Linked DNA regions of Homo sapiens: region 2 is linked to region 1. The links are chromatin loops, found by intact Hi-C in ENCODE. Cell type or tissue: right lobe of liver. All regions are shown on one strand. Links, peaks and the distances in the headings refer to the core of each region. The heading gives the core; the rest is flanking DNA.

The links. Hi-C counts contacts between places; a loop is a spot of excess contacts. Peaks named below come from ENCODE experiments on the same cell type or tissue, not always from the same donor. Only the 100,000 strongest peaks of a DNase experiment are listed, where the experiment ranks them.
Region 2: a loop joins it to region 1, with 2.2 times the contacts of the local background. A loop is called at or near these places in 10 of 110 quality-filtered maps.

What each region holds. Positions count from the first base shown.
Region 1 is chr12:14,278,276-14,294,033 of GRCh38, forward strand. LOC124902883 (a long non-coding RNA gene) reads right to left here and starts at 7,835. Exons shown (of 2, transcript XR_007063217.1): 1 at 7,797-7,835; 2 at 6,163-6,464. RefSeq lists enhancers at 2,637-2,746, 5,674-5,883, 5,914-6,013. In right lobe of liver, for the core only: no CTCF peak of the experiment used is centred there; no DNase peak of the experiment used is centred there.
Region 2 is chr12:14,348,418-14,364,175 of GRCh38, forward strand. It overlaps LOC124902884 (a long non-coding RNA gene), which reads right to left. Exons shown (of 2, transcript XR_007063220.1): 2 at 8,425-9,169. It also overlaps the pseudogene RPL30P11. Among named protein-coding and RNA genes, the nearest start is that of ATF7IP, 9.4 kb to the right of the region's middle. In right lobe of liver, for the core only: no CTCF peak of the experiment used is centred there; no DNase peak of the experiment used is centred there.

The DNA of each region.
Region 1 (15,758 bases), core at 2,783-10,782:
TAGGAAGAAAAGGCAAAAAAAAAAAAAAAAGAAAAGAAAAAGAAAAAGAAAAAATAAGTATGCTCTGTCTCTTTGGGTACACTGCCCAGAAAAAATACTCACCAATTCCAGTTGTGTCCTATTTTTGTGCCAGAAATTTAGTCACTTGGCACCCCTACCTGAAAGAGCAGCTAGAAAATGAAGCCTCTGTACTAGGAAGCCAAATGTCCAACTAAAAATTGAAGGTTTTATTACTAAGGGGGAGGCAAGAACAGATATTTAATCACAAATAGCAGTCTTGGCTCTAGCAGGTGAATCACATTGCACAATATCCATCATACTTTTAACAATTCACTGTGTTAACTATCTTTTGTATCAAAATGTGGCCCAGGCAGGAGCCTACACAGTCAGTTCTTTGTTGTTTCACTCTGACTTGGGTAACTTTTTTTAAAAATAGACTTTTTTTAGAACAGTTTTAGTTCACAGCAAAATTGAGTGGAAAGTACAGAGAGTTCCCGTGTACCTACTGCCCCCACACCTGCACAGCCTCCCTACCTTCTATGGATAACTTTTTATAATCACCATATAGAAGTGAAACCTAGCCTTCTACTTCTTCATAGTCCTTCACTGTCATCAACAGCACAAAATCTAGCTGATATTTTGAGTATGAAGCTACTTCACTGTGACTTAAAGAAACCTTAGAGAATAAACCATATACATACGGAAAACTGGAATGGAATTTTATTTGAGACAGGGTCTCACTCTGTCACCCAGGCTGGAGTGCAGTGGCATAATTATGGCTCACTTCAGCCTCTACCTCTTGGCTCAAATGATCCTCCTGCCTCAGCCTCCTGAGTAGCTGGGTCTATAGACGTGTGTCACCACACGTAGCTAATATATATATATACATTTTTTTTTTTTTTTGGTAGAGACGGGGTCTTACTATGTTGCCTAGGTTGGTCTCAAGCTCCTGGACTCCAACAGTCCTCCCACCTCAGCCTCCCAAAGTGCTGGGATTGTAGAAGTGAGCCTCCACACCTGGCCTGGAATGGACTTCTAAGGAATAAAATATATGGGCCGGGTGCAGTGGCTCACACCTGTAATCCCAGCACTTTGGGAGGCCGAGCTGGGTGGATCACGAGGTCAGGAGATGGAGACCATCCTGGCTAACATGGTGAAACCCTGTATCTACTAAAAATACAAAAAATTAGCTGGGCGTGGTGGCACACACCTGTAATCCCAGCTATTCTGGAGGCTGAGGCAGGAGAACCACTTGAACACAGAAGGCAGAGGTTTCAGTGAGCTGAGATGGCGCCACTGCACTCCAGCCTGGGCAACAGACCAAGACTCCGCCTCAAAAAAAAAAAAAAAAAAGTCTTATGTCTGGCATACTTTCTTAAATTTATATTATTAGCATATTTCTTGAATGCTAACCAGTAAAAGCCAAGCACAGATCAATAGTATATTTGTTGTACCACTGAGGATTTGTGCAGTGTGAATAAGTATATTCTATATGCTAATTTTTCTATTTAGGGAGCAAATAAGTATTAATATGACTTTAATAACTGTATTAATTTGTATTCATGCTGTTAATAAAGACATACCCGAGACTGGGTAATTTATAAAGGAAAGAGGTTTAATTGACTGAAAGTTCAGCATGGCTGAGAAGGCCTCAGGAAACTTACAATTATGGAGAAAGTGGAAGCAAACACGTCCTTCTTCACATGGCACAGGAAGGAGAATGAGAGCCGAGCAAAGGGTGAAGCCCCTTATAAAACCATCAGATCTTGTGAGACAAGCATTGGGGAAACCCCCACCATGATTAAATTACCTCCCACCAGGTCCCTTCCTGACTCATGGGGATTATGGAAACTACAATTCATCATGAGATTTGGGTGGGGACACAGCCAAACCATATCAATAACACAAAGAACAGCACGTAAAATTTGACCAGTTCTGGCTGGGCGTGGTGGCTCACGCCTGTAATCCCAGCACTTTGGGGGGCTGAGGTGGGTGGATCACGAGGTCAGGCATTCAAGAGCAGCCTGGCCAACATAGTGAAACCCCATTTCTACTAAAAACGCAAAAAATTAGCTGGGCGTCTTGACGGGCACCTGTAATCCCAGCTACGCAGGAGGCTGAGGCAGGAGCTTGAACCTGGGAGGTGGCGGTTGCAGTGAGCCGAGATCATGCCACTGCACTCCAGCTCGGGTGAAAGTGCAAGACTCTGTCTCAAAAAAAAAAAAAAAAAAAAAAATTGACCAGTTCTTTGCTAATGCTAAAAAAGAAGATTTAGTGATTCTCAACTGGCTATGATGACATGAGTCAGGAAAGTAACATCTCATGGCCCATGGAAAGGTTATCCTACTCATTACTCCACTCCTCAAATACTCTTCTCTCTGTCCCTTGACACCAGAAATTTGTTTGAAAAGAGATAAAGCCTTCTATTTCACAAAGATGTTGAAGAAAAACATAAGACTATTAGAGAGCACACATGGAGAGCTTAGTGAAAAGGTGTTTACTGCCAAACAGAGAGTTCATTTTAGCTCTTCAGGTAGACTTGGGAATGAGGCTTAGGGGAGAAAAAAAATGAGATAGTCTTTGAAGTCAAAATACAGTAAACTAGATCTGTCCCATATTAAGAAAGCAAGGTCTCTGAGTGATGTCATTGGCTACTCCTTCCTGGGTTCATGAGTTATTCAAGCCCAGAGCTGGTTGAAAGTGGTCTATTGTGAGCATTTAGTGCCCATCTCAGGATTACGGCATCCACCTGCCTTGGCTGGGTACGTGAGGACTCCCTTGAGATTACAGTGCCCAGCTTTCATCTGACATAAATTGGGATTATTTGACTCAGTCAAGTCTGAAAGAGGGTTGGCAGGCCAGGTGTCCAGGTCTATTAGGTGAAAGTTTATCACAAGTACAAGACAAAGGCAACTGAAGCTGAGAGTGGCAGAACAAAGCGAAAGTTTCAGTCAAGGTATAAATAACTGATCATAGATCCTGCCGTATTTCTTTTTCTTCTTCTTTTTTTTTTTTTGAGATGGAGTCTTGCTCTGTCGCCCAGGCTGGAGTGCAAGCGGCGCAATCTCAGCTCACTGCAACCTCCGCCCACCAGGTTCAAGCGATTCTCCTACCTAAGCCTCCCGAGTAGCTGGGACTACAGGCGCCCACCACCACGCCCAGCAATTTATTTTTTTTATTTTTATTTATTTATTTATTTTTTTAGTTTTAGTAGAGATGGGGTTTCGCCATGTTGGCCAGGCTGGTCTCGAATGCCTGACCTCGTGATCCACCCGCCTGGGCCTCTCAAAGTGCTGGGATCACAGGTGTGAGCCACCTCGCCTGGCCAGATCCTGCTATGTTTTGTTTGGAAGATAAGAAAGGAAAACAAGAATTTAATAACATTTCTATAATTCAAGCTGTAAGTGAGCCAACAGCAATTGTAGAAGATTACTTGGCAGTGACTAAGCATCCAAGCAGAAACCAGATGCATATCACAGCATGAGGCATTCAGATAGAGATATCTATAGGTGGTCACCTTGCTTCAATTCTACCAGGAGTCTTTCCTTTACACCCTCAGGTGTTTAAGAATCCACTTTTAAATTATAAAAATAAAATTACTAGACATTAGCTAACTGAGAAGGACTTGGAAAATAAAGAAGCTGGAAAGTAGGGAAACATGAAAGGGATGAAAGCATTAGAAAGGGAAGAACATAAGCTTCACCTATTTCACGATCCAATCTGCAACTCTCCTGGTAGTTAAGTTGTGAGGTTTTTTTGTTTTTGTTTTTTGAAACGGAGTCTTGCTCTTGTCGCCCAGGCTGTAGTGCAATGGCATGATCTTGGCTCACTGCAACCTCCACCTCCCAGTTTCAAGTGATTCTCTTGCCCCAGCCTCCCGAGTAGCCGGGATTACAGGCATCTGCCACCACTACCACTAATTTTTGTATTTTTAGTAGAGATGGGGTTTCACAATATTGGCCAGACTGTTCTTGAACTCCTGACCTCAGGTGATCAGCTTCCCAAAGCATAGGAATTACAGGTGTGAGTCAATGCACTCAGCCAAGTTGCAGTATTGACACATGCATGAGTATGTTCATTGCAGCACTATTCAAAATAGCCAAGACATAGAATGAACCTAGATGCTCATCAATGGTGGACTGGATAAAGGAAATGTGTATATATACACCATGGAATACTACACAGCCATAAAAAAGAAGAAAATCATGTCCTTTGCAGCAACATGGATGGAGCTAGAGGCCATTATCCTGAGCAAATTAACTCAGGAACAGAAAACCAAATACTGTGTGTTCTCATGTATTAGTAGAAGCTACACATTGAGTACACATGGACACAAAGAAGGGAACAACAGACACCAGGACCTACCTGAGGGCGGAGGGTGGGAGGAGGGTGAGGACTGAAAAACTGCCTATCAGTTATTATGCTGATTACCTGAGTGACAAAATCATCTGTACACCAAACCCCTGTGACACACAATTTACCTATGTAACAAACCTGTACATGCACCCCTTGAACTTAAAATAAACGTTGGAAAGAAAAAAAAAGTTACAGTCTCGAATTACTAAATTTACTTTGCTGTAAAATCACACAAAGCATTGTTTTTATGTTGGTCAAGTATCAGGTAGTATTCCTAAGTTAATGCTAAAGTAATGTCTTTAGTCGCAGAAGAAAAAGGATTTTTCTGACCCAACCCAAGAAGGCCCCTTTTTTCCCAAAGGGAACTGCTAGTCTGGTTAGGCACTTGTAACCCAACTTCACCTCAATTTGTGAAGAACTTATTAAACTAAATTCTCATATTACTGAGCAAAATTTTCCCAAATCAGAATTCTTTAGTTCCTTAAATCTTTAATTTTAAAGATTTTTAGAGGTTTTTCTGAAACCAAAATTCTAAAAAAATTACAAATTTCCTCATAATTATGCTTCTTTCAGGGAGCCAGATCTTTACATACAGACTTCTCCTGAGTAACAAAATTTGCAATTCCAAATACCAAACTGAAGTTTTTCTTCTACTCTTTCCAAAAGGAGGTAAGTAACCCATTTGGGATTATACTGGTCCCAATTTTGCACAAAAGATTCTGCCTGGGCGGGGAAAAAGTTCTAGGGGTTTTGAAAGATGTAAATTGCCACTTGTACCAAAGGGATGCTTATTGTTGGACCAGAATCGTTTCTTCAGGCCTAATTTACATCTAAATGTGGAGCAAGAGAGTGACACAGAAGGAAAACTCCACCTTTTCGTCCACTGGAGAAATGAAGGTAAGAGGGAAAAAATTCAAAAATTGTTTTCCACTTGTCATTTACTAAGTTGGAAACTGGGGGGGTTTTGTGAGAACATTGCAACTTCTCATTTTTCTCTCATGGTTTTTCACGCTTACTTGGTTCCTGGTGGTGGTGATTAACAACAGAACTCTTAAAGAGAGAGAGAAAAAAAAACCTCCTGTCATGGGTTTGTCTTTAGAGCCTGAAAGAAAAGTGAAGGATGGGGATGCAGGGGAGGAAAGATAATGTTTTTCCTCAACCCTCCTAAGCTCTTCCTTGGAATAGACTTCTGTAACAAAAGACGCATTAACACAAGAAAAACAGTTTATTAAGGCATGCAGCGCACATCTCAAGGGAGAAACGTCAGTGAAAAGTAACTCAAAATGGTGGCTTAGAACTCCACTTACAAGGCATCTTCAACAAAGAAAAACAAACGTGTAGAGAAATGACAGGACAAAGAAAAGTGGTTTTAGGTTTCCAAGCATGGGAAATTATGGGAAGGTAAATACATGGGAGTCAAGTTTGTTTGCAGACTCTCCTGGGGCCTCTCAGGGCTGACAGGAATGTAGAGCTGTCTCCAGTAAGGGAGAATCTATATCCTGTCTTCAGGAAGAAAAGCTAGAGGATAAGAGTTTTTTCCCCGTTTGCTGCTTCTCAATTGCCTTCAGCTCAAAAATAATTTTTATGTCAAAGAAGCGTATTTGGGGGTGACATAGTCTGGTTTCCTAAAGAGGGACTGTGTGGTCAGACGAGAAGAGAACCACTAGGAGTTGTGTACACAGCAGCAGCACCTAAAGGCGAGAAAGAAGGCCACAGCCCACACAACCAGGAGGGAAGGAGAACGCAGCCAGCATTGAGACAGGGCCCTTGGCTGAGCAGTCCGCAGGCCCATGTGTGAGTTCTCAATTAGCTGTCATAACATTCTGAATTTATTATCTATGGTCATTAGTCTCATATTTATCTCCCCAAGCATGCCTAAGCATTCATGCAGCTGTTGCAGATGGGGGAACCCTGGTCAGTGATTGGCCTCCTCATGCAAACTGGGCCAGTGAATCTCCGTGGAGGCCACGCTTTCCTGACCCAACAGTCAGCTCCCAGGAAGAAGTCCTCCCTCATTTTCAAGGCCTCATTCTTAGCTGTATCTGGGTGAGTGCTTAGCTGCCTCCACTATCAGGTCTCTTTTATCATTTCCCGCTCGCAGTAGCTTCCTGGGGATGGGAGAGAGGGTTAGGAAAAGGAAACAAGAATGATACAATCAGCCCACTTTTCTAGCACTTTGTACATGCAACTTTTGACATTTTTTACAGGCGTTTTACAGACATTTTTCTTTTATACATATAAAAGCATACCATATAAGTGACATTTGTTGTATAATTGGTCATGTGTTTTGTAGAGATTTTTTAATGTTCCTGAAATATGATAATGGCAAAGCCTGTAAAGTTTGATATGAGTTTATTGGCACTCATTAGATCACAAGACTCTTCAATTTCTGGCTAACTGCAGGCTAGGAAAAATATTTGTTTTTAGTTTGTGTGTTTTTGTCCTTACTCTCTTATTTTATTTTTTATTTCGTTTTATTATTTTTTTGAGATGGAGTCTCGCTCTGTAACCCAGGCTGGAGTGCAGTGGCGCGATCTCGGCTTACTGCAAGCTCCGCAGCCCGGGTTCACACCATTCTCCTGCCTCAGCCTCCCGAGTAGCTGGGACTACAGGCACCCACCACCACGCCCGGCTAATTTTTTTTTGGTATTTTTAGTAGAGACGGGGTTTCACCATGTTAGCCAGGATGGTCCCGATCTCCTGACCTCGTGATCCACCCGCTCAGCCTCCCAAAAGTGCTGGGATTACAGGCGTGAGCCACCGCGCCCGGCTCATTCCTGTTTTAAATCTTCAAACGGGGTCACAACTTTCCTGTTTCAATTTGCTGACTTCGAGCAATCAATTAGCAAAAAAAATTTTTTTTTTGAGACGAAGTCTCACTCTGTAACCCAGGCTGGAGTGCAGTGGCAAGATCTCAGCTCACTACAAGCGCTGCCTCCCGGGCTCATGCCATTCTCCTGCCTCAGCCTCCTGAGTAGCTGGGACTACAGGCGCACGCCACCACACCCGGCTAATTTTTTGTGTGTGTGCTTTTAGTAGAGATGGGGTTTCACCATGTTAGCCAGGATGGTCTCGATCTCCTGACCTTGTGATCCGCCCACCTCGGCCTCCCAAAGTGCTGGGATTACAGGCGTGAACCACTGCGCCCGGCAGCAAATATTTTTCTAACCCGTTTCTTACTGGGTACTTTGTGAAAGCAAGCTAGGCGATATAAGACAAGTTTCCTGTACTCAAGTGGCTTAAAATTTGGTTAGAGAGATTTTTTGTTTTTGAGACGGAGTTTCACTCTTGTTGCCCAGGCTGGAGTGCAATGGCAGGATCTCAGCTCACTGCAACTTCTGCCTCTTGGCCTCAGCCTCCCAAGTAGCTGGGATTACAGGCTATTTTTAGTTAGAGACGGGGTTTCGCCATGTTGGCCAGGTTGGTCTCGAACGCCTGACCTCAAGTGATGCACTCGCCTCAGCCTTCCAAAGTGCTGGGATTACAGGTGTGAGCCACCGCACCCAGCTGGTTAGAGAGATTGGATTCAAAGGATTCTATTATCCTTTGGTTGCTAGGATTGATTCAGCCATTGTTAGCAGCAGTGGTTCCCTTCTTTTCTCTCTCCACCTATGCAGATCTTTCACAAAGCAGATGAGTTTCTCATAGAGATAGGAGAAACACTCGCTTTAGACAAGGATCATTCGTTTATGAGTATAACGAAACACGTAACATGATAATAAACAAAAGAGATTTCAGGCCGGGCGTGGTGGCTCACACCTGTAATCCCAGCACTTTGGGAGGCCAAGGTGGGCAGATCATGAGGTCAGGAGTTCGAGACCAGCCTGACCAACATGGCGAAACCCCATCTCTATTAAAAATACAAAATGTAGCCAGGCGTGGTGGTGCCCGCCTGTAATCCCAGCCACTTAGGAAGCTGAGGCAGGAGAATAGCTTGAACCCGGGAGGCAGAGGTTGCAGTGAGCCGAGATCATGCCACTGCACTCCAGCCTGGCGACAGAACAAGACTCTGTCTCAAAAAAAAGAGAGATTTCTGGATATACTTTCAGCGGAATGGTACAATCCTGGGATTACCTGATCATCTAAGGATATTTACTTGGCTTTGACTAGAGAGTTGTACAACTCCTTAGAGACTAAAATTATCTTGCAGAAAACAAGAAGCAATACAAATTATTTTTATCCATAACCATGTGGATGAATTCTGTCCAGTGAGGGGACAAATTTCCTTCTCTCCCAAAAGTCAGTTTTACATCCACTTGGAAATTTAATGTTTATGATTTATACATATACCTGTTGTTTGGATTCTCCTTTGGACCTGTTGTAATATCTTAACTGTTTTCCTCATTTAACGAAAGAGTCAGTAAAATCTTCAACACATTCTTTTTATATTTATATAAGATTTATAATTTTTTTGGGGGGTGGCAGGGGGACAGGGTCTCGCTCCATCACCCAGGCTGGAGTGCAGTCGTGCGATCTTGGCTCACTGAAACCTCCGCCTCCCTGTTTCAAGCAATTCTTCTGCCTCAGCCTCCCAAGTAGCTGGGATTATAGGTGTGCACCAGTATGCCTGGCTAATTTGTTTTTTGTATTTTTAGTCGAGATGGGGTTTCACCATGTTGGCCAGGCTGGTCTTGAACTCCTGATCTCAAGTGATCTGCCCGCCTCAGCCTCCCAAAGCGCTGAGATTACAGGTGTGAGCCACCTGCACCTGGCTGAGATTCATGATTTTGTCATTAGAAAAAATCCTTTAACATTAGGAGCAGAGAAACTCTCAAACTAACTTGGTCAAATGGAGAAATATAATGGGAATATATAGGCCCATTTCAAGGGAAACTAAGGCAGGATGCATCAAGGCTTCACTAGATCTAGAACAGAAAAATCTTTAGGAGACCCAAGAAGTTATCATTTTTCCAAAGCCACATGATCTTTTGTCTCTGCCTCTCACTTTGCATCTGCTTTGTCTTACTCCTTTTGGACTCTTATAACAAAACATCTTAGGGCCGGGCACAGTGGCTCACGCCTGTCATCCCAGCACTTGGGGAGGCCAGGGCAGGTGGATCACCTGAGGTCAGGAGTTCGAGACCAAACTGACCAACATGGAGAAACCCCGTCTCTACTAAAAAAAATAATAATAATACAAAATTAGCCAGACGTGGTGGCGCATGCCTGCAATCCCAGCTACTCGAGAGGCTGAGGCAGGAGAATCACTTGAACCTGGGAGGCGGAGGTTGCGGTGAGCCGAGATTGCACCATTGCACTCCAGTCTGGGCAACAAGAGCAAAACTCCATCTCAAAAAAAAAAAATCTTAGAATGGGAAATTTATAAACAACAGATATTTATTGCTTATAGTTCTGGAGGCTGAGAAGTCCAAGATAAAGGCATCAACAGATTCAGTGTCTGGTGAGGGCTCTCTGCTTCATAGATGGCATCTTCTCTGTGTCCTTACATGGTAAAAAGGGTAAACAACTCACTTGAGCTTCTTTATGAAGGTTCTGCCTACATTATTTAATTACCTCCTAAGGGCCTTTTTTTTTGAGACAGGGTCTTGCTCTGCTCTGTCACACAGGCTGGAGTGCAGTGACGATCTTGGTGCACTGCCTCCTCAACCTTTTGGGCTTAGCAATCCTCCTCCCTCAGCCTCCCAAGTAGGTGGGACCAGAGGTGCCTGCTACCATTCCTGGCTGATTTTTGTAATTTTTGTAGAGACAAGAACTTGCTACATTGCCCAGGCTGTTCTCGGACACCTGGCCTCAAGTAATCCACCTTGGCCTCCCAAAGTGCTGAGATTACAGGTGTGCTCCACCACACTGGCCCTAACCCTTAATACAATTACATTGGTGATTGAGTTTCAACATGAATTTTGGGGGGATATAAGCATTCATGCTTTATTCTCTTCTCTTTCAGAAAACTGATTTTCTCTGCTTTTCCATGTACATGGGAGAAATGGCTATCAAAGCCCTGAAGTTACAGACACTTCCTTTTTTTTTTTGAGACGGAGTCTTGCTCTGTTGCCCAGGCTGGAGTGCAGTGGCACGGTCTTGGCTCACTGCAACCTCTGCCTCCTATGTTCAAGTGATTCTCCTGCCTCAGCCTCTCAAGTAGCTGGGATTACAGGCGCCTGCCACCACGCCTGGCTAATTTTTTGTATTTTTAGTAGAGACGGGGTTTCACCATGTTGGCCAAGCTGGTCTCAAACTCCTGACCTCATGGTCCACCTGCCTCAGCCACCCAAAGTGCTGGGATTACAGGCGTGAGCCACCACGCCCAGCCACAGGCACTTCTTTCATTTACTCATTCAACAAAAATCTGTTGGATACTTACTATGCCAGACACCTCTTGCTCCAGTACCACCATCCAACATATGAACATTTCAGTATTCCTATACACATTTCTGAAAGACAGAATCGTGGTGTCTCAGCTATAGCTGGGTCATGCATCCACTCTGAACAGTTGTGCCCAGTGGGGAAAATTACATAGTCCACTGCTATGGGAGAGAATTCCCAAGATGGCTGGATAAAGCAGACAAAGGAAGTAACATGTTTTCTTCATACATAAAATGTAGACTTCTAAAATAATACAGTGTTCAATATGTACTGTGTTTCAGTCCCAGCTGGAGTATAGTGCCATACAGTTCTGCCACTAACCACTTGGAGGTAGTGCACATGTCACAGGTTCATGGTTCAGTCTTCCTTAAGACTGCCCTACTTCAGATGCCAGCCACAAATGCCAGAGGTCCCCAGGCCACCCATACATTTGACTAATTTGGCTTCACATTTCAGGTTTTTATAACTCCTTCAGGTTTGAGAATTTACTAAAACAACTCAAGAAAATTATCTACTTATTGTTAGCTTTATTATAAAGATACAGCTCAAGAATTATCAATTGAAGACACACATAAGGAAAGTTCTGGGAGGGAAGGCAGAGCTTTGGTCACCTCTCCTAAACAAATTTGGATGAATTGTCATCTTGGTACATCAAGGTTCACCAACCAGGATTCTCCACTGAGCTCCAGTATTCAGAGTTTTTATTGGAGATTCATTATGTAGGCATGATTGATTGAGTATATCATTGACCAAGTGAATGAACTCAATCAGGTCAGCCTGGCTCAAAGTCCCAACCATCTAATCCTCTAATCACATGGTTGATCTTTCTGATGACCAGTCACCATCTTGAGGCTAGTGGCCCAAAATGAGTCATGCCCCTAGTATTACAAAGACATTTCTGTCACTCTGGAAGTTCCAAAAATTTTTGAAGCTCTATGCCAAGAACTGAGACAAAGACCAGATATACTCTTTATTATACCGTAATATATTATATGTATATACATGTTATACATACATATAATATATATTATCTTTATATTGTATTAAATGCTATAAGTGTTCAGTTACCCACTTTCCACTGGGGGCTACTGGCTGAGATAAAATGAGCTGGCCTGAAGGAATAGAAATTCCAAGAAGGATAAAGAACAGAGAAAGCCATTCAGATGAGATTTAAAAAAAAATTTTTTTAATATGATAAACTGGTAAAATAAAATAAGTACAGTATTTTTGCTTGGCCTAAAAGAGATTTGTGTAGACTATAAAGTTCTAAAGGTGCTTGGAGCTCAACAGTCAAGGACTGTGAATATTAGGCTGATGACTTTTGGAAATTTATCTTGTTGATAGGAGGTTTCAGCAAGAAAGGGAGTTAGTGACATAAATGATATTTTAGGAAGACCACACTGACAGCAGTATGTAGGTTGAATTAGAAGAGAGAAATCAGAGAAGCTGTTAAGAAGTGTCAGTGTATAATTTTAAAAGTATATAAGTTTTAAAAGCATGGCTTTCATATAAATATAGAATGAACACGTGTCAGTGATTATTACTTAAATCATTAATGAGTCAGATAATAAGTTAACTTAAAGAAGAATTATAAGAGCAAGAAATATGTAATAATCTGAAAATGCATAGAGAAATATATTTGCTAGGTTTGAGATAAAACTTTGAAGGCTTCTTTTTTTTTTTGAGACAGGGTCTTGTTCAGTCACCCAGGCTGGTGTGCAGTGGCACGAACATGCTCACTGTGGCCTCCATCTCCCAGGCTCAAACAATTCTCTCACCTCAGCCTCCCAAGTTGTGGGCACTACAGGCGTGCACCATCATGCCTGGCTAATTTTTCATTTTTTGTAGAGACAGGGTTTTGCTATGTTGCCCAGGCTGGTCTCAAACTCCTGGGATCAAGTGATTCTTCCTCCTCAGCCTCTCAAATTGTGGGGATTACAGGCATGAGCCACCACACCCAGCTTGAAAAAGTAGTTTTCTACATTCAGAGTTGGAGATAGAATTTGAAGGAAAATAAAGGGCTTCCCATATACACATCAGAAACTAGAACATTAGGAATAATATAACAATATTCCTCATCAAACAAATGGTCACTATTAGATTTTCAGTTCTATGTAAATCTTGCTCCACAGGATATTGGGTTAGTGGGTTTCCACAGAGTCATCTGCTTCTGATCTAAAAATAATCTTGAAACCACAGTTAAGTGCCCTGATATAGTGAGACAGAGTATAAGCAATGCCAGCTTGAAGCCTATACCCACGAGTTTATTCACTGCAGTATTAATAATTAGAGTATCTGATACAGTCTTGTTCATAAGGCTCTGAGGATGTTCTTCTTTGATGAAGACCCAATTTTTACTTATAGCTTATGACAGAGCATTTAAGCAAGCATGAGAGAAAAGCAGAACCACATGTTGGTGATAAGACTGAATGGCTCTGATTAATTAGTAAGAGTAGCGAATAATATCAGAATGGAATATAAAATTCTTTTTTTTAAGGCGGAGTCTCACTCTGTGGCCCAGGCTGGAGTGCAGTGGCTTGATCTTGGCTCACTGCAACCTCTACCTCCCAGGTTCAAGCGATTCTCCTGCCTAAGCCTCCCGAGTAGCTGGGATTATAGGCAAGCGCCAACAAACCTAGCTTATTTTTGTGTTTTTAGTAGAGACTGGGTTTCACCATGTTGACCAGGCTGGTCTCGAACTCCTGACCTCAGGTGATCCACCCATGTTGGCCTTTCACAGTACTGGGATTACAGGTGTGAACCACCGTGCCTGGCCGAGAATAAAATTCTTTGTTGTTGTTTCGTTTTTTTTTGAGACAGAGACTCACTCTGTTGCCCAAGGTGGAATGCACTGGCGTGCTATCAGCTCACTGCAACATCCGCCTCCTGGGTTCAAGCGATTCCCCTGCCTCAGCCTCTTGAGTAGCTGGATTACAGGCACCCACCACCATGCCTGGCTAATTTTTCTATTTTTAGTAGAGATGAGGTTTCACCATGTTGGCCAAGCTGATCTCAAACTCCTGACCTCAGGCGATCTGCCTGCCTCGGCCTCCCAAAGTTCTGGGATTACAGGCATGGGCCACCATGCCCGACGGAGAATATAATTCTTTATAGGGAAAAATATATAACAATTCTATTAAATATTAATAAACATTTTCCTGAAGATAAGAACATGTTAGGGATAGTGAGAGCATTGCCAAATCTCCTACATGTAAAGTATACACAGTACCTGAAACATATTTATGTTTTTTGTTTGTTTCTTTGTTTGTTTTAAGCCAAGGTCTATTTTGTCACCCAGCCTGGGGTACAGTAGCACAATCATGGCTCACTGCAGGCTCCACCTCCCGAGCTCAAGCAATCCTCCTACCTCAGTCTCCCAGGTACTGTGGGACCACAGTTAACATGCCACCACAATCACCTAATTAAAAAAAAAATGGTATGGATGGGTATTTTGTATGTAGGTCAGGTTGGTCTTGAACTCTTGGGCTCAAGCAAGCCTCCTGCCTCAGCCTCACAAAGTGGTGGGATTACAGGAGTGAACCACCATCCATGCCTGGCCTCATATTTATCTTAGTAATATTTCACTTGTTCAAAATTAACCAACAGAAAGTCGCACTTCTGTTTTGATTTGACAATTCTTACTATGTGCTTCTTAAAATAGTGTTGAAATAATTACAAAATATAAAGGATACCAGACAAAATTCCACTTTGGCCTTCCCTTCTAAGAGGTAAAAAAACAAATCTTTGTGATTGCCAAGGACTCTCTGGGAAACCTCTAAGATAGTATAAGTTTAAAAGACTTCTTGAAATTATTATTTTTTTAAATTTAGGGTCTAATCATGGGAATTAAAAAACAGAGGAGACTTGGCCACTTGGTAAAAGTAGAATTATATGCTCCTGTATTAGAATTCTCTTAGAGGGACAGAACTAATAAGATATATATATATATATATATGGAGTTTATTAAGTATTAACTTACAGGATCCACAAGGTCCCACAATAGGCTGTCTGCAAGCTGAGGGGCAAGGAGAGCCAGTCCGAGTCCCAAAACTGAAGAACGTGGAGTCTGAGGGCAGGAAGCATCCAGCACGGGAGAAAGATGTAGGCTGGGAGGCTAGGCCCGTCTCTCTCCTTTTCACATTTTTCTGCCTACACTATTATATTCACTGGCAGCTGATTAGATTGTGCCCACCAGATTAAGGGTGGATCTGCCTCCCCCAGCCCACTGATTCAAATGTTGATCTCTTTTGGCAACACCCTCACAGACACACCCAGGAATAATACTTTGTATCCTTCAATCCAATCAAGGTGACAGTATTAACCATCACAGGTTCACCCCTTGTCAACTTGAACCCATACACATCCCCTGAGATCATATGTAATCTTAAAGACAATAAGGTCATAATTACACCTAACATAATACAACTATCCTTTGTACAACTAGAAATGCGCCAATCCCCAACCCAAATAGTATTATATAAAGTTAACAATACGTAAATGCTGACAGGAAGTCAATAAATCTTATGTCACATGATAAAGGAAAAGGAAATAAAATGAAGATATTTTCTTAGTACAAGGGTCTACATGCACAAACATGTTTTTAACAAAAGAAGGAAGAAATACCCATGACAGTTACAGTCCTCATTTCTGCAGCTGGTCACGTGGCTGTAGCTAGTTTTGATGACTACCTTTTTCTACTGCCCATTCTGTATTCCCTTTGCCTTCAGCAAGCACCTCAGCAGGTCGTGTGTTTTTCCTGGTGGAGTGACCCATACCTTCATTCCTGAAGGGTCTGGGTCATTTGTAGTTCTGCCTCAATTGGGCTGTTGTAGTTTCCGATTGACCTTAATCACAGGGCATGGTAATACTAAGGGACGCCCTAATGGATCTCCTGTATTCCATGCATACTCTTCCTTACCTCTGTTGTGGAGGAGTAGACTGATTTTATCTTGATAGTCCGGGCCAATCACCCCAGCCAACACTGTAACGCCCTTCTTTGCCTGTTGACTTAAAGGTAGGAGGAGCTCAAAGTGTCCAGGTGGCAATCTTTTTTTTTTTTTTTGAGTTGGAGTTTCGCT
Region 2 (15,758 bases), core at 3,571-11,570, 71 kb after region 1:
TACTGGATCATATGGTAATTCTGTGTTTAACTTTTTGTTAACTGCCAAGCTGCTGTCCATTTTTTTTCACTTCCTTGCCAATACTTATTTTACCTTTTCCTTTTTTAAATGACAGCTCTCTTAATAGGTGTGAAGTGGTATGTTATTGTGGTTTCCATTTGCATTTTCCTAATGAGCAATTAGGAAAGCCATGTACATGAAGTGACTTTTTATTTATTCATGTCTTAATTGTCTTATTTAATTTCAGCAATGTTTTGCAGTTTTCATTGTACAAGTCTTCGGCCTCCTTGGTTAAACCTGTAAGTACTGTATTCTTTTTCATGCCATTGTAAATAGCTTCTATTTTAGGTAGAATTTTTATCTTTTTTTCCCCATGGTTACAATATGAAAGAAATATACTTCCTTCAAATGTATCCACTTTATTCTATCCTGTCTATCCATACTTGAGCAGCATATTACCTATTACTACACCTATACTACTATTTAAAATGTTGACAAGAACTATAATGAGGGCCAGGTGCAGTGGCTCACGCCTGTAATCCCAGCATTTTGGGAGGATGAGGCGGGTGGATCCCCTGAGGTCTGGAGTTTGAGACCAGCCTGACCAACATGGAGAAACCCCATCTCTACTAAAAATACAAAATTAGCTGGGCTTGGTGGCTCATGCCTGTAATGTAATCCCAGCTACTTGGGAGGCTGAGGCAGGAGAATTGCTTGAACCCAGGAGGCGGAGGTTGCAATGAGCCAAGATCATGCCATTGCACTCCAGCCAGGGTGACAGAGAGAGATTCTGTCTAACAAAAAAAAAAAAACAAAAAAAAACAAAAAGAACTGCAATGAATGTAGAGTCCTGTGCTCACCAATAAGGATAAGGACTTCCATTCATATTGACTGGCAGCAAAATGTGGAAGGTGACTGAATTTATCATTGCAGAAGTTTAGGTATTCCACACATGTTGACGAGCCAGCATTGTTTGCAAGATATAAAAAGAAACATGTCATAAAATATTGTATATTTATTCCATTAAGCATTTTTGTCTTCATCTCTGCAATATCACAAAATGTTGCTAAAAATCAAGATTTTTACATAATTTTAGTTCTAGTGAAATTATAGCAAAATTAGGCAACTTTTCTATAGATAATTATAGTTCTTAGGTAGTTCATTTTTCCCACAACTTTCCATTTTGATTAACTTAATTGTGTTGTAACACTTAGAGTTGTCAAAAACATTGTTAAGGTATATTTAGTTTAAAAAAAAGAATGAAGATATTTACATACTGTGTTCACACTATAATGTGGTCCATATTTTAAGTTATTCTCTCTGAAAATATTATAAAATACCTTACTTTCATTAATCATTCTCATATTGAGATTTCCACAATTTCTAAAAACAATATTTAGATCCATGTAGTATTTCTTACATTCTTTCAAAATTTTCATTTTGTCTTGCTTTAAAACAACATAATATGTGGCACTGTCCTAATAATTGCCTGTGTACTTTATTGTGTGCAGATGATGTTTTGCAATAAATAATTGATTCTTCATTTAATAAAGAATATAAGATTGCAGTGTGCTGGGGTTTTAATATGTGTCCCAAACTTCATGTGTTGGAAACTTAATTTCCAATTCAACAATGTTGAGACGTGGGTGCTTTAAGAGGTAATTAGGTCATGAGAGTTCTGCCCTCATGAAGTGTGATGCTATTATATCAGGAGTGGGTTGGTTATTGAGGGAATGAGTTCCTGATAAAAGGATAAGTTTGATCTCTCTCTCTCACTCTCTCAATGTCTGCATGTGCGCTCTTGCCCTCTGCCATCTAGCATTGGATGATGTAGCCAGAATGCCCTCAACAGATGAGGACCCCTTGATCTTAGACATCCCCACCTTCAAAACTGTGAGAAATAAATCTCTGTTCTTTATAAATTCCTTAGTCTCAGGCATCCTGTTATTGCATCCCAAAATGGACTAAATGAGAAAATTGGTATTAGAAGTAGGATTGTTGTTATAATAAATACCCCAAAATAAGCAAGTGACTTTCAAACTGAGTAATGGGTAGAGGCTGTAAGAATTTGGAGAAGCAGGTTAGAAAGAGCTTAGATTTCCATGAATGGAGTTTTAAAGGCAATTCTAGTGAGGGCTCAGAAGAAGCTGAGCTTTTGAGAGATTCTAAATCATAGGGATTAGTTAGGTGGTTGTGATCAGAATACTGGTAAAAATATGGATGGTAAATGCCATTCTGACAATATCTTAGATGGAACTGAGGAAGAAGGTACTGGAACCTGGAGTAAATGTCATCCTTTTTGTATTAGTCTGTTCTCATGCTGCTATAAGAACTGTCCAAGAATGGGTAATTTATAAAGGAAAGAGGTTTAATTGACTCACTGTTCCACATGGCTGGGGAAGTCTCAGGAAACTTACAATCATGGTGGAAGGGGAAGCAAACATGTCCTACTTCACATGATGGCAGCAAGAAGTAGGAGCAAAGGGAGGCGGAAGTTTTTTTCAATAAAACCATCAGATCTTGTGAGAACTCACTATCATCAGAACAGCATGAGGGTAACCTCCTCCATGATTCAATTACCTCCCACCAGGTCCCTCCAACAACATGTGGGGATTATGGAAACCACAATTCAAGATGAGATTTGGGTGGGGACACAGTCAAACCATATCATTCTTCCCCTGGCCCCTCCCAAATCTCATGTCCTCACATTTCAAAATGCAATCATGCCCTTCCAACAGTCCCCCAAATACAAATTCTTAACTCATTCCATCAACTCAAAAGTCCAAGTCCAAAGCCTAATCTGAGACAAGGCAAACCCCTTCCACCTATGAATCTTTAAATTTACTTCCTAGATACAATGGGGGTACAGGCATTGGGTAAATATACCTGTTCCAAAGGGAAGAAATTGGCCAAAACAAAGGGGCTACAGTCCCATGCAAGTCCAAAATCCAATAGGGCAGTCATTAAACCTTAAAGTTCCAAAATGATCTCCTTTGACTCCATATCTCACATCCAGGTCATGCTGATGCAAGAGGTGGGCTCCCAAATGACCTTAGGAAGCTCTGTCCCTGTGGCTTTGCAGGGTATAGCCCCCCTCCCAGCTGCTTTCATAACTGGCATTGAGTTTCTGTGGCCTTTCCAGGCACACAGTGAAAGCTGTCAATAGATCTACCATTCTGGGGTCTGGAGGATGGTGACCCTCTTCTCACAGCTCCACTAGGCAGTGCCCCAGTGGGGACTGTGTGTGGTGGCTCCAACCCCACATTTCCCTTCTGCATTGCCCTAGCAGAGGGTCTCCATGAGGGCTCCACCCCTGCTGCAGACTTCTGCCTGGACATCCAGGCATTTCCACACATCCTCTGAAATCTAGGCGGAGGTTCCCAAACCTTAATTCTTTTTTTTGAGATGAAGTTTAGCTCTTGTTGCTCAGGCTGGAGTGCAATGGCGCGATCTCAGCTCACTGCAACCTCCGCCTCCTGGTTCAAGTGATTATCTTGCCTCAGCCTCCCAAGTGGCTGTGATTACAGGTGGTGCCACCATGCCCGGCTAATTTTTGTATAATCAGGAGAGACAGGGTTTCATCATGTCGGCCAGGCTGGTCTCAAACTCCCTATCTCAGGTGATTCACCTGCCCAAACCTCAATTCTTGACTTCTGTGCACCTGCAGGCCCAACACCACATATAAGCCACCAAGGCTTGGGGCTTGCACCCTCTGAAGCAATGGCCTGGGCTGTACCTTGGCCCCTTTTAGCCACAGCTGGAGCTGAAGCAGCTGGGGCTCTCGAAACCATGTCCTGAGGTTACATAGAGCAGTGTAGTCCTGGGCCTGGACCATGAAACCACTTTTCCCTCCTATGCCTCCAGGCCTGTGATGGGAGGGGCTGCCTCAAAAGTCTCTGACATGCCCTGGAGACATTTTCCCCATTGTCATAGTGATTAACATTCAGCTTCTCATTACTTATGCAAATTTCTGCAGCTGGCTTGAATTTCTCCCCAGAAAATGAGGTTTTCTTTTCTATCTCATCTTTAGGCTACAAATATTCCAAACTTTTGTGTGCTGCTTACTCCTTTTTATTTGTTTTTTGAGATGGAGTTTCACTCTTGCCCAGGCTGGAGTGCATAGTGCGATCTTGGTTCACTGCAACCTCTGCCTCCCAGGTTCAAGCAATTCTCCTGCCTCAGCCTCCCAAGTAGCTGGGATTACAGGTGCACACCAACATGCCCTGCAAATTTTTGTATTTTTAATAGAGGTTCAAAACGGGGTTTCACCATGTTGGCCAGGCTGGTCTCAAACTCCTGACCTCAGGTGATCCACCCGCCTTGGCCTCCCAAAGTGCTGGGATTACAGACATGAACCACTGTGCCCAGCCATTCTGCTTCCTCTTGAATACTTTGCCACTTAGAAATTTCTCCCACTAGATACCCTAAATCACCTCTCTCAAGCTCAAAGTTCCACATATCTCTAGGGCAGGGGCAAAATGCCACCAGTCCTTCTGCTAAAGCATATCAAGAATCACCTTTATTCTAGCTCCCAACAAGTTACTTGTCTCCATCTGAGACCACCTCAGCCTGGACTTCATTGTCCATATCACTATCGTCAAAGCCATTGAACAAGTCTCTAGTTAGTTCCAAACTTTCCCACATCTTCTTGTCTTCCTCTGAGCCCTCCAAACTGTTCCAACTTCTGCCTGTTACTCATTTCCAAAGTTACTTCCACATTTTCAGGTATCTTTACAGCAGCATCCCACTCTCTGCAGTAGCAATTTACTGTATTAGTCCATTTTCACACTGCTATAAAGAACTGCTCGAGACTGGGTAATTTATAAAAGAAAGAGGTTTAGTTGACTTACAGTTCCACATGCCTGGGGAGGCCACAGGAAACATGACTTTTAATGGCAAAAACCCCAATTATCTTTGCACCAGCATAATACAATCACAGTGGAACAGTAAGCAAACACGTCCTTCTTCACATGGCAGCAACAAGGAGAAGTATGAGTAAAGACGTGGAAAAGCCCCTTATAAAACCATCAGATCTCATGAGAACTCACTATCATGAGGGTAACCAACCCCATGATTCAATTACCTCCCACCGGTCCCTCCCATGACACACAGGGATCATCAGAACTACAATACAAGATGAGATTTGGGTGAGGACACAGCCAAATAATGTCTCTTGTTACACAGTTGTAAAAATCTTGGTGGAATTATGTCCATGTCCTAGGACTTTGTGGAAAGCAGAACTTAAGAGCAGTGAACTAGGGTATCTGGCAAAAGAAGTATCTAAGTAGCAAGGTATTTAAGGTGCTACATGGCTTATTTTGGCCACTTTAAATAAAATGAGCGAAGAGAGGAACGATTTGAAGACAAAATGTATAATTAAAAGAAAATCATAATGAAAAGATTTGGAAAACTCAACCTGTCCATGTATAGAACAAAGAAGCATGTTTAGGAGACAAGACTAAGAGCATGGCCAAGCAATTATTTGGTAAAGAGATTAATATGGATAGAAGAAAGCCAGATTCTATTCATCAAGACACTGGAAAAATGACCCCAAAGGCATTTCAGAGATCTTTGAGGGAAGATAAAACCTTGAATGCACCTCTCCCTCTCCCTCTCCCTCTCCCCCTCCCTCCCTCCCCCTCTCCCTCTCCCTCTCCCCACGGTCTCCCTCTGCCTCTCTTTCCACGGTCTCCCTCTGATGCCGAGCCGAAGCTGGACTGTACTGCCGCCATCTCTGCTCACTGCAACCTCCCTGCCTGATTCTCCTGCCTCAACCTGCCGAGTGCCTGCAATTGCAGGCACGCGCCGCCACGCCTGACTGGTTTTCGTATTTTTTTGGTGGAGACGGGGTTTCGCTGTGTTGGCCAGGCAGGTCTCTAGCTCCTAACCGGGAGTAATCTGCCAGCCTCAGCCTCCCGAGGTGCCGGGATTGCAGATGGAGTCTTGTTCACTCAGTGCTCAATGTTGCCCAGGCTGGAGTGCAGCGGCGTGATCTTGGCTCACTACAACCTCCACCTCCCAGCCGCCTGCCTTGGCCTCCCAAAGTGCCGAGATTGCAGCCTCTGCCTGGCCGCCACCCCATCTGGGAAGTGAGGAGCGTCTCTGCCTGGCCGCCCATCGTCTGGGATGTGAGGAGCCCCTCTGCCCGGCTGCCCAGTCTGGGAAGTGAGGAGCGCCTCTTCCCGGCCGCCATCCCGTCTAGGAAGTGAGGAGCGTCTCTGCCCGGCCGCCCATCGTCTGAGATGTGGGGAGCGCCTCTGCCCCGCCACCCCATCTGGGATGTGAGGAGCGCCTCTGCCCGGCCGCGACCCCGTCTGGGAGGTGAGGAGCATCTCTGCCCGGCCACCCCGTCTGAGAAGTGAGGAGCCCCTCTGCCCGGCAGCCGCCCCGTCTGACAAGTGAGGAGCCCCTCCGCCTGGCAGCCACCCCGTCCGGGAGGTGGGGGGGGCAACCCCTGCCCGGCCAGCCACCCCGTCAGGGAGGGAGGTGGGGGGCGCCTCCGCCTGGCTGCCGCCCCATCCGGGAGGTGGGGGGGCGCCTCTGCCCGGCCGCCCCTTCTGGGAAGTGAGGAGCCCCTCTGCCTGGCCGCCACCCCGTCTGGGAGGTGTACCCAAGAGCTCATTGAGAACGGGCCATGATGACGATGGCAGTTTTGTCAAATAGAAAAGGGGGAAATGTGGGGAAAAGATAGAGAAATCAGATTGTTGCTATGTCTGTGTAGAAAGAAGTAGACACAGGAGACCCCATTTTGTTCTGTACTAAGAAAAATTCTTCTGCCTTGGGATGCTGTTGATCTATGACCTTACCCCCAACCCGGTGCTCTCTGAAACATGTGCTGTGTCCACTCAGGGTTAAATGGATTAAGGGCGGTGCAAGATGTGCTTTGTTAAACAGATGCTTGAAGGCAACATGCTCGTTAAGAGTCATCACCACTCCCTAATCTCAAGTACCCAGGGACACAAACACTGCGGAAGGCCCCAGGGTCCTCTGCCTAGGAAAACCAGAGACCTTTGTTCACTTGTTTATCTGCTGACCTTCCCTCCACTATTGTCCTATGACCCTGCCAAATCCCCCTCTGCGAGAAACACCCAAGAATGATCAATAAAAAAAAACAAAAACAAAAAACAAAAAACCTTGAATGCAAGGTTTCCAGTGAGACACCTGAGGGACCTCAGCATTCATTGCCCTGTGCTACCTTGAGACTTTGTTTCTTGAACTCTAATGCAGTGCTCCTCACCTATCCCCGCTGTGAGTCAAGTGAGGTTAGCTGGCTGAAACCACTGCTCCAAAAGGTACAAGCCATAAACTTTGGTAGTATCCATGGAGTGCTAATTCTGCAGGAATACAGAATGCAAGAGCTATGGGGCCATAATGGCCTCCACCTAGACTTCAAAGAATGTTGTAGAAAGCCTGTTGTAGGGGCCCAGGCAATTACTTATCTTGGGCAGAGTAATTGTAACAGCCCCCACTAGAGTAATACTTTGTGGCACGGGAGTGGGACAGCCCTCAAAGTCACAGAACTGTAGAGCCACCAGCATGCAGCTCCCATCTTTCCCAGCCTAGGAAAGTTGCAGGCAGGAGTCTCCAACCTGTAAGAATTGATGGTTGGACTAAGCCCAGCAAAGCCATAGGGGTAGGGCTGCCTACATCCCTGGAGGCCCAGCCCCATGCCCTCAAGTGTGCCCAGGATATGGAGCATGGAGGCAAAGATTATTCTCCAGCTTTAAGACTTAATGTTGTTTTCCCTGTTAGATTTTGGACTTACCTGGGAGCTGTTACCCCTTTCTTTATGGCTATTTCTCCCTTTTTGAAGGGGAATGTCTATCTTACGCCTGTCCCACCATTGTATTTTAGAAGCATGTTACTTGTTAATTTCACAGGCTCACAGCTGGAAAGGAATTTGCCACAGAATGAATTGTGCCTTGAGTCTCACTCATAGATGAGTCAGATGAAACTCTGGACTTTGCTCTCACAAGTTTTTCTTTCCTTTCCTTCCTTTTCTTCTCTTCCCTCCCTCCCTCCTTTCTCTCTCTCTTCTTTTCTTTCTTTTTCTTTCTTTCCTTCCTTCCTCCCTCCCTCCCTTCCTTCCCTCCTTTCTTTTTTTTTCTCTCTTTCTTTCTTTCTTTAATTTGAGATGGAGTTTCGCTCTTGTTGCCCAGGCTGGAGTGCAATGGCGCAATCTTGGCTCACTGCAATTTCTGCCTCCCGGGTTCAAGCGATTCTCCTGCCTCAGCCTCCGGAGTAGCTGGGATTACAGGCATGCGCCACCACACCCGACAAATTTTGTATTTTAGCACAGATGGGGTTTCTCCATGTTGGGCAGGCTGGTCTCGAACTCCCAACCTCCGGTGATCCGCCCGCTTCGACCTCCCAAAGTGCTGGGATTACAGGGTTGAGCCACTGCACCCAGCCTTCGCAAGTTTCGTAAAAGAAACATTTTGCATCATTTACTTTTCACCAATCTGTTTGGCATGCCTCTAATGATATCAGAATCACCTGGATCAGTGTGCACATACTCTGCAGTATTTTCTGCACATTGTGTCCAATTCAATATTATTGCCACTGTAGTAATGAACACCACTTTTGGCCAACATGGCACAGTATCCTATTTTGGATTTCCTCAAAGTGGGGCAGTTGTTGGTGAGCATAATCAATTTCACTTTGCCTTGTCTGATCACCTTTGGAGTTTGCTTGTACCCCAGCACATACTTTACACTTTCTTTGTTTTTGTTTTTGTTTTTGACATGGAGTCTCGCTCTGTTGCCAGGCTGGAGTGCAGTGGCGCGATCTCGACTCACTACAATCTCCACCTCCCGGGTTCAAGCCATTCTCCTGCCTCAGCCTCCCAAGTAGCTGAGACTACAGTTGCGCACCACCCCGCCCAGCTTATTTTTGTATTTTTAGTGGAGATGGTGTTTCACCACATTGGCCAGGATGGTTTCGATCTCTTGACCTCATGATCCACCTGCCTCGGCCTCCCAAAGTGCTGGGATTACAGGCGTGAGCCACGGTGCCCAGCCTACTTTCTGCCTTTCATAATGAGTTGGAGCCTAGAGTTGATTGACACCAATGACTTTTTCATCTTCTTTAGAGCCATCATCTTTCTTTCTTAGGTGTGGGATGACCCCCAACCAAGAGCAGCTTCAGGGCTAGGTGTGGTGTCTCATACCTAAAAAATACAAAAAAAAAAAAAAAAAAAAAAAAATTAGGCATGGTGGTGCATATCTGTAATAACAGCTACTCAAGAGGCTGAGGCATAAGAGTCACTTGAACTCTTGAGGCAGAGGTTGCAGTGAGTTGAGATTGCGCCACTGTACTCCAGCCTGGGTGGCAGAGCAAGACTCTGTCTCAAAAAAACAAAAACAACACAAAAACAAAAACTGTAAAGAATAAAAGTGAGTAGACTTCTCTCAAGCATTAACCACATAAAATCTGTGAAAAGGATATTATACAATTTTTATTTAATGGAAAATTAATCACTAATCAAAGCAAGAACATGAGAAATGGTAATTCCCTCAAATCTTCAACCATACAAGTCAATTGAAATCCCTGTGCCTCAGTCCATTTTGTGCTGCTATAACAGGATACCTGGGAGGCAGTAATTTATAAAGAACAGATTTATTTCTTACAGATCTGGAGGCCGGGAAGTCTAAGGTTGAGGGGCCTACATTTGGCAAGGGCCTTCTTGCTGCGTCATTCCATGGTGGAAGGTGGAAGGGCAAGAGATCATATGCACATGTGCATATTGAGAGAGAGAGAGCTCCAACTTTTTTTTTTTCTTAGACAGAGTCTTACTCTGTCGCCCAGGTTGGAGTGCAGTGATGCAATCTCAGCTCACTGCAACCTCCGCCTCCTGGGTTCAAGTGATTCTTCTGCCTCAGCCTCCTGCGTAGCTGGGATTACAGGTATGCACCCCCACACCTGGCTAATTTTTGTATTTTTAGTAGACACAGGGTTTCACCATCTTGGCCAGGCTGTTCTTGAACTCCTGACCTCGTGATCCACCCACCTCAGCCTCCCAAAGTGCTGGGATTACAGGCGTGAGCCACCGTGTCTGGCCATCAGGAGCCTACTATTAAAAGAGCCAAACTACTCCCAAGATAACAGCATTAATTCATTTATAAGGGCAGAGATTTCATGACCTGATCCCCTCTTGAAGGTCTCACCTGTCAACATTGTTGCATTGGGGATTAAATTTCCAACACTGAATATGAAATTTGGGGGACATATTCAAACTATAACATTCTGTTCCTGGCTCCCCAAATTTATGTCCTCGCATGCAAAATACATCCATTCCATCCCAATAGCCTCAAAGTCTTAACTTGTTACAAAACTAACTCACAAGTCCAGAGTCTCAGGCATGGTGGCTCACGCCTATAATCCCAGCACTTTGGGAGGCTGAGGCAAGAGGATCACTTGAGCTCAGGAGTTCGAGACCAGCCTGGGCAACATGGTCAAAACCCACTTCCTAAAAAAAAAACAAAAAAGGGCCAGGTGCGATGGCTCATGCCTGTAATCCCAGCACTTTGGGAGGCTGAGATGGGTGGATCACGAGGTCAGGAGATCGAGACCATCCTGGCTAACGTGGTGAAACCCAATCTCTACTAAAAATACAAAAAATTAGCTGGGCATGGTGGCGGGCACCTGTAGTGCCAGCTACCCAGGAGGCTGAGGCAGGAGAATGGTGTGAACCCAGGAGGTGGAGCTTGCAGTGAGCCGAGATGGCGTCACTGCACTCCAACCTGGGTGACAGAGTGAGACTCCATCTCAAAAAAAAAAAAAAAAAAAAAGAAGAAGGCCCAGAGTCTCACCTGGCATCCCGGCTCTGCCCCGAAGAGCTTTGCATTGTGGAAACTCCTTTCTTTCTCACTCCCTGGCCATCTTAGACAGCTGCTCATTTAAAAATATCTTTTGTGGGGACCAGGACAGAGGTCCCTCTTACCTAGCTAAAACTGCAATACCAGTTCTATACTTTTCAGTGAGTCCTAGTTCAATATCTTCTAATAAGAACCATTTCACCTATTTAGGTAGCCTATCTATGTTGGAAGATGGTAATGATGCCCTTTCCCTTCTCTAATTACTTCCTGTATTAGTTTTTTATTGCTGGGTAATACATTACTACAAACTTAGTAACAAAACAATACACATTTATAATCTCACAGCTTTTGTGGGTCAGGAGTTTGGGCCATAGGTGTATCTTCTGCTCAGGGTCTCAGAGGCTGCAATCAAGGTGTTACCTGGGTTGTATTTTCATCTGGGGGCTTGGTTGGAGAAAAATCTAAATTCATTCAGTTTGTTGGTAGCTTTTATTTCCTCAGGACTATATGACTGAGGGACCGGGCTTTTTTTTTTTTTTTTTTTTTTTTTTGCTCCTGGTTGTCTGGAGCCTGCTCTCAGGTCCTAGAGGTTACCCAAAGAACCTACAGGCCACTTGTGGTAACCTTCCATATAGGCTTATTCAACATGGCTGCTTTCTTCATCAAGCAAGCAAGGAAAAGTTCTCTCCTCAGGGAGGATCCAGCTTCTTTTCAAAGGGCTTTTACCAGATTAAGTCAGGTCCACCCAAGATAATATCTCTTTTGGTTAACCCCAAATCAGTTTATTTGGTTCTTTATTACATCTGCAAAATTCTTGGCTAAAAGCAAGTTACAGGTTCTGCCCTCGCTCAAGAGAAGAGGATTATAGAGACTGTGATCACCAGAAGGTGAGGATCATGGAGGTCATTTTCCTATTCTCAAGAGTTGTTTCTTAAGTTTTTCCAAATTTGCCTATTTAACACCTCATTCAACTTCTCTGCAAGTTTGAGGACAATAATAAAAATGATCAGGTTGTTGTTGATTCATCTTCTCTCTTAATGGGAGGGTGGGGAGTACTGATAGAAACTGTTCAAGCTGAACTATGTATTAGTACTACTCCTACAAGTACTACTATTACTACTACTCTTAGATAATATTTATTGGGCCATCACTATATATCCAGTATTACTCCAAGTATTTTACCAGAATTTAGTCTTCATAATAACCTTAAGAGATCAGGGATATATATAATTTTTTTTTTTTTGAGACGAAGTCTCTCACTTTGTTACCCGGGCTGGAGTGCAGTGGTGCGATCTCGGCTCACTGCAACCTCCACCTCCCAGGTTCAAGTGATTCTCCTGCCTCAGCCTCCCGAGTAGCTGGGATTACAGGCGCCTGCCACTACGCCCAGCTATTTTTTTTGTATTTTTTGTAGAGACGGGGGTTTCACCATGTTGGCCAGGCTGGTCTTGAACTCCTGACCTTATGATTTGCTGGCCTCAGCCTCCCACAGTGCTGGGATTACAGGCGTGAGCCACTGCGCCTAGCCATATTTTTTTTATTTTTATTTTGGAGACTATCTCACTCCATTACCCAGGTTGGAGTGCAGTGGCCCAGTCTCCCCTCACTGCAACCTCCACGTCCCAGACTCAAGCGATCCTCCCACCTCAGCCTCTCAAGTAGCTGAGACCACGGGCATGCACCACCACACTGGGCTAATTTTTATATTAATTAATTAATTAATTAATTTTTGATTCCGAGTCTCACTCTGTTGCTCAGACTTGAGTGCAGTGGCACCATCTTGGCTCACTGAAACCTCTGCCTCCTAGGTTCAAGCGATTCTCCTGCCTCAGCCTCCCGAGTAGCTGGGATAACAGGCATGCACCACCACACCTGGCTAACTTTTGTATTTTTAGTAGAGACGGTGTTTCACCATGTTGGCCAGGCTGGTCTTGAACGCCTGACCTCAAGTGATCCGCCCACCTTGGCCTCCCAAAGTTCTGGGATCACAGGCATGAGCCACTGCACCCAGCCTAATTTTTGTATTTTTTGTAGAGACTGGTTTTGCCATGTTGTCCAGGCTGGTCTGGAATTTCTAGGCTCAAGTGATTCACCTGCCTCTGCCTCCCAAAGTGCTGGGATTACAGGCATGAGCTGTGCTTGCTCGGGAGGGCTATTTTTATCATCCCCATTTTATAGACTGGGAAACATTTGCGTAGAGAATTTCAGGACACTAAACAAGTAAGAAGTAGAGCCAAGGTTTCAATTCAGGTAGTAAGCCTTCAGAACCTGAAAGCACTAGATTAAGCTTCCTGTTTTATTATTTTGTACTCAGAAACTTCAGTTTTCCATTTCAATGGCTTTTCGGAGTTTATGCTGTTTTTCTTTTTTTTTCTTTGATATGGAGTTTTGCCCTTGTTGCCCAGACTGGAGTGCAATGGCATGATCACAGCTCACTGCAACCTCTGCCTCCTGGGTTCAAGCAAATCTCCTGCCTCAACCTCCCAAGTAGCTGGGATTACAGGCGTGGGACTAATTTTATATTTTTAGTAGATATGGGGTTTCAACATGTTGGTCAGGCTGGTCTCGAACTCCTGACCTCAGGTGGTTCACCTACCTCGGCCTCCCAAAGTGCTGGGATTACAGGTGTGAGCCACCGCGCCCGGCCTATGCTGTTTTTAAAAAGTTCTGTTTTCTTTGTTCAGTTGCTACAACTGAAATGTATTGGTTTATATTTATTATTTTAGTTTAGGTCTTTTTTTTTTTTCTTTTTTTGTGAGACAGGTTCTATGATCCTACTTTACTCTAGCACTTTTTCCTAGGAAAATTATATTTAGCCTGTATCATTTTAGCCTAAATATACCAATAAAAACATAATGGTAGATAAAATATGAAAATCCTTTTGTACTAACTGGTAAGTAGCTGCCCCATCCTACCACACCCTTCATACCACCAAGTCAGGCTCAGTCCCCAGCTGAAGAGCCTCTGGACCTCTTCAAGATCCTACAACTAAAGAATTAACACCTGACAAAATAGGGTGGGGGGAGGGAAGTCTTCAAGCCTGCTTCCATTCTGATTGGTCAGTGATATAGGGATTGATAAATATTTTAAATGTGGTCCTACCTAGAAGTCTTAAGTTCAGCTTTTTTCATTCTTCATTGTTTTTGTATTTTCTGTTATTTTCTAACTTGAATACTTTCTTTTGTACCTAGTCTGACAGCCTAGGTACAAAGTTCTACATCATAAGTCAGGTCAAGTATCACTTCCTCTGTGAAGTTTTCCCATATAGTATGAGGAAGATTTAGGTTCTCTCATTTTAGAATTTTTTTATGCTTAAGACATACCACCAAAATATTAATGATCTCATAATGTTTATCTGTATTTACAACTCTTTCCCCATGAGAAACAGTGTCATTTCCTTTGGGCATCCCCAGTGCCCAGAATAGTTTGTGAGACATTATAAATATTGTATTCATTGAACAAATCAATGAATAGTTGATTAGGTCAACCAGCGGGTTTGCATGGCTGAAGAGACTGTAACTGTGGTTGAGGATATCTGAGGAGATTCGAATCCAATAAAATTGTCTAGTTGGAGTCTTCAGGAGGCAAGTCTAGAATATGAGCATATCTAAGAAAACTGATAAATCTGTGGTTATGCTGAATTATTTTTCCATTTGCTATTAGCATGGATAATCAAGAATAGACTATCATAGGCCAAGCATGGTGGCTCATGCCTGTAATCCCAGCACTTTGGGAGGCTGACGTGGGCAGATTACCTGAGGCCAGGAGTTCGAGACCAGCCTGGCCAATATAGCAAAACCCCATCTCTACTGAAAATACAAAAAATTAGCCGGCCGTGGTAGAGTGTGCCTGTAGTCCCAGCTACTCAGGAAGCTGAGGCAGGAAAATCGCTGAACCTGGGAGGCAGAGGTTGCAGTGAGCTGAGATCGTGCTACTGCACTCCAGCCTGGGCAACAGGGCAAGACTGTCTTAAAAAAAAAAAAAAAAAAAGAAAGAAGGCCAGATGTGGTGGCTCACGCCTTTAATCCCAGCACTTTGGGAGGCCGAGGCGGGTGGATCATGAGGTCAGGAGTTTGAGACCAGCCTGGCCAAGATGGTGAAATCCTGTCTCTACTAAAAACACAAAAATTAGCTGGGCGCGGTGGTGGACGCCTGTAATTTCAGCTACTCAGGAGGCTGAGGCAGGAGAATTGCTTGAACCCGGGATGTGGTGGTTGCAGTGAGCTGAGATCACGCCACTGCATTGTAGCCTGGGCAACAGAGCAAGACTCTGTCTCAAAAAAAAAAAAAAGAATAGACTATTATAAAAATGATTCTTTTTTATATGCTTACAGAAGACATAAAAAGAGAAACATAATGGGCTCTAGTATTCCAATCCAATTTCTCTTATTATTATGGAGTGTAACATTTAATATCAATATTTCTAATTTTCTGAGCATCTACTTATAATTGAGCACTGATGTACTATGAAAATTATAATAAATAAATTATAATTGAGCATCTATAATTTATTGAGTATATGCTAAGGACTGTGCTAATGATGTTACAACATTTAGCGATTAAACAATGCAAATTTAATTGTGTTATATCCCGACTTAAAACCTTTTAAATGATTCCTCATTGCTGTCCCAATGAGGTCCAACTTTTAGGCAAAAAATTAATTAAATCATTTATCATGATAGAGATGACCTCTTCTAGGAAGGCTTTTCTAATTCTCTAGGTCTGGATTAGGTGATATTTCTTTTTTTTTTCTTCGAGATGGAGTCTCACTCTGTTGCCCAGGCTGGAGTGCAGTGGCGTGATCTTGGCTCACTGCAACCTCTGCCTCCCGGGTTCAAGTGATTCTCCTGCTTCAGCCTCCCGAGTAGCTAGGACTACAGGCGCGTGCCACCACGACTAGCTAATTTTTTTTTTTTTGTATTTTTAGTAGAGGCGGGGTTT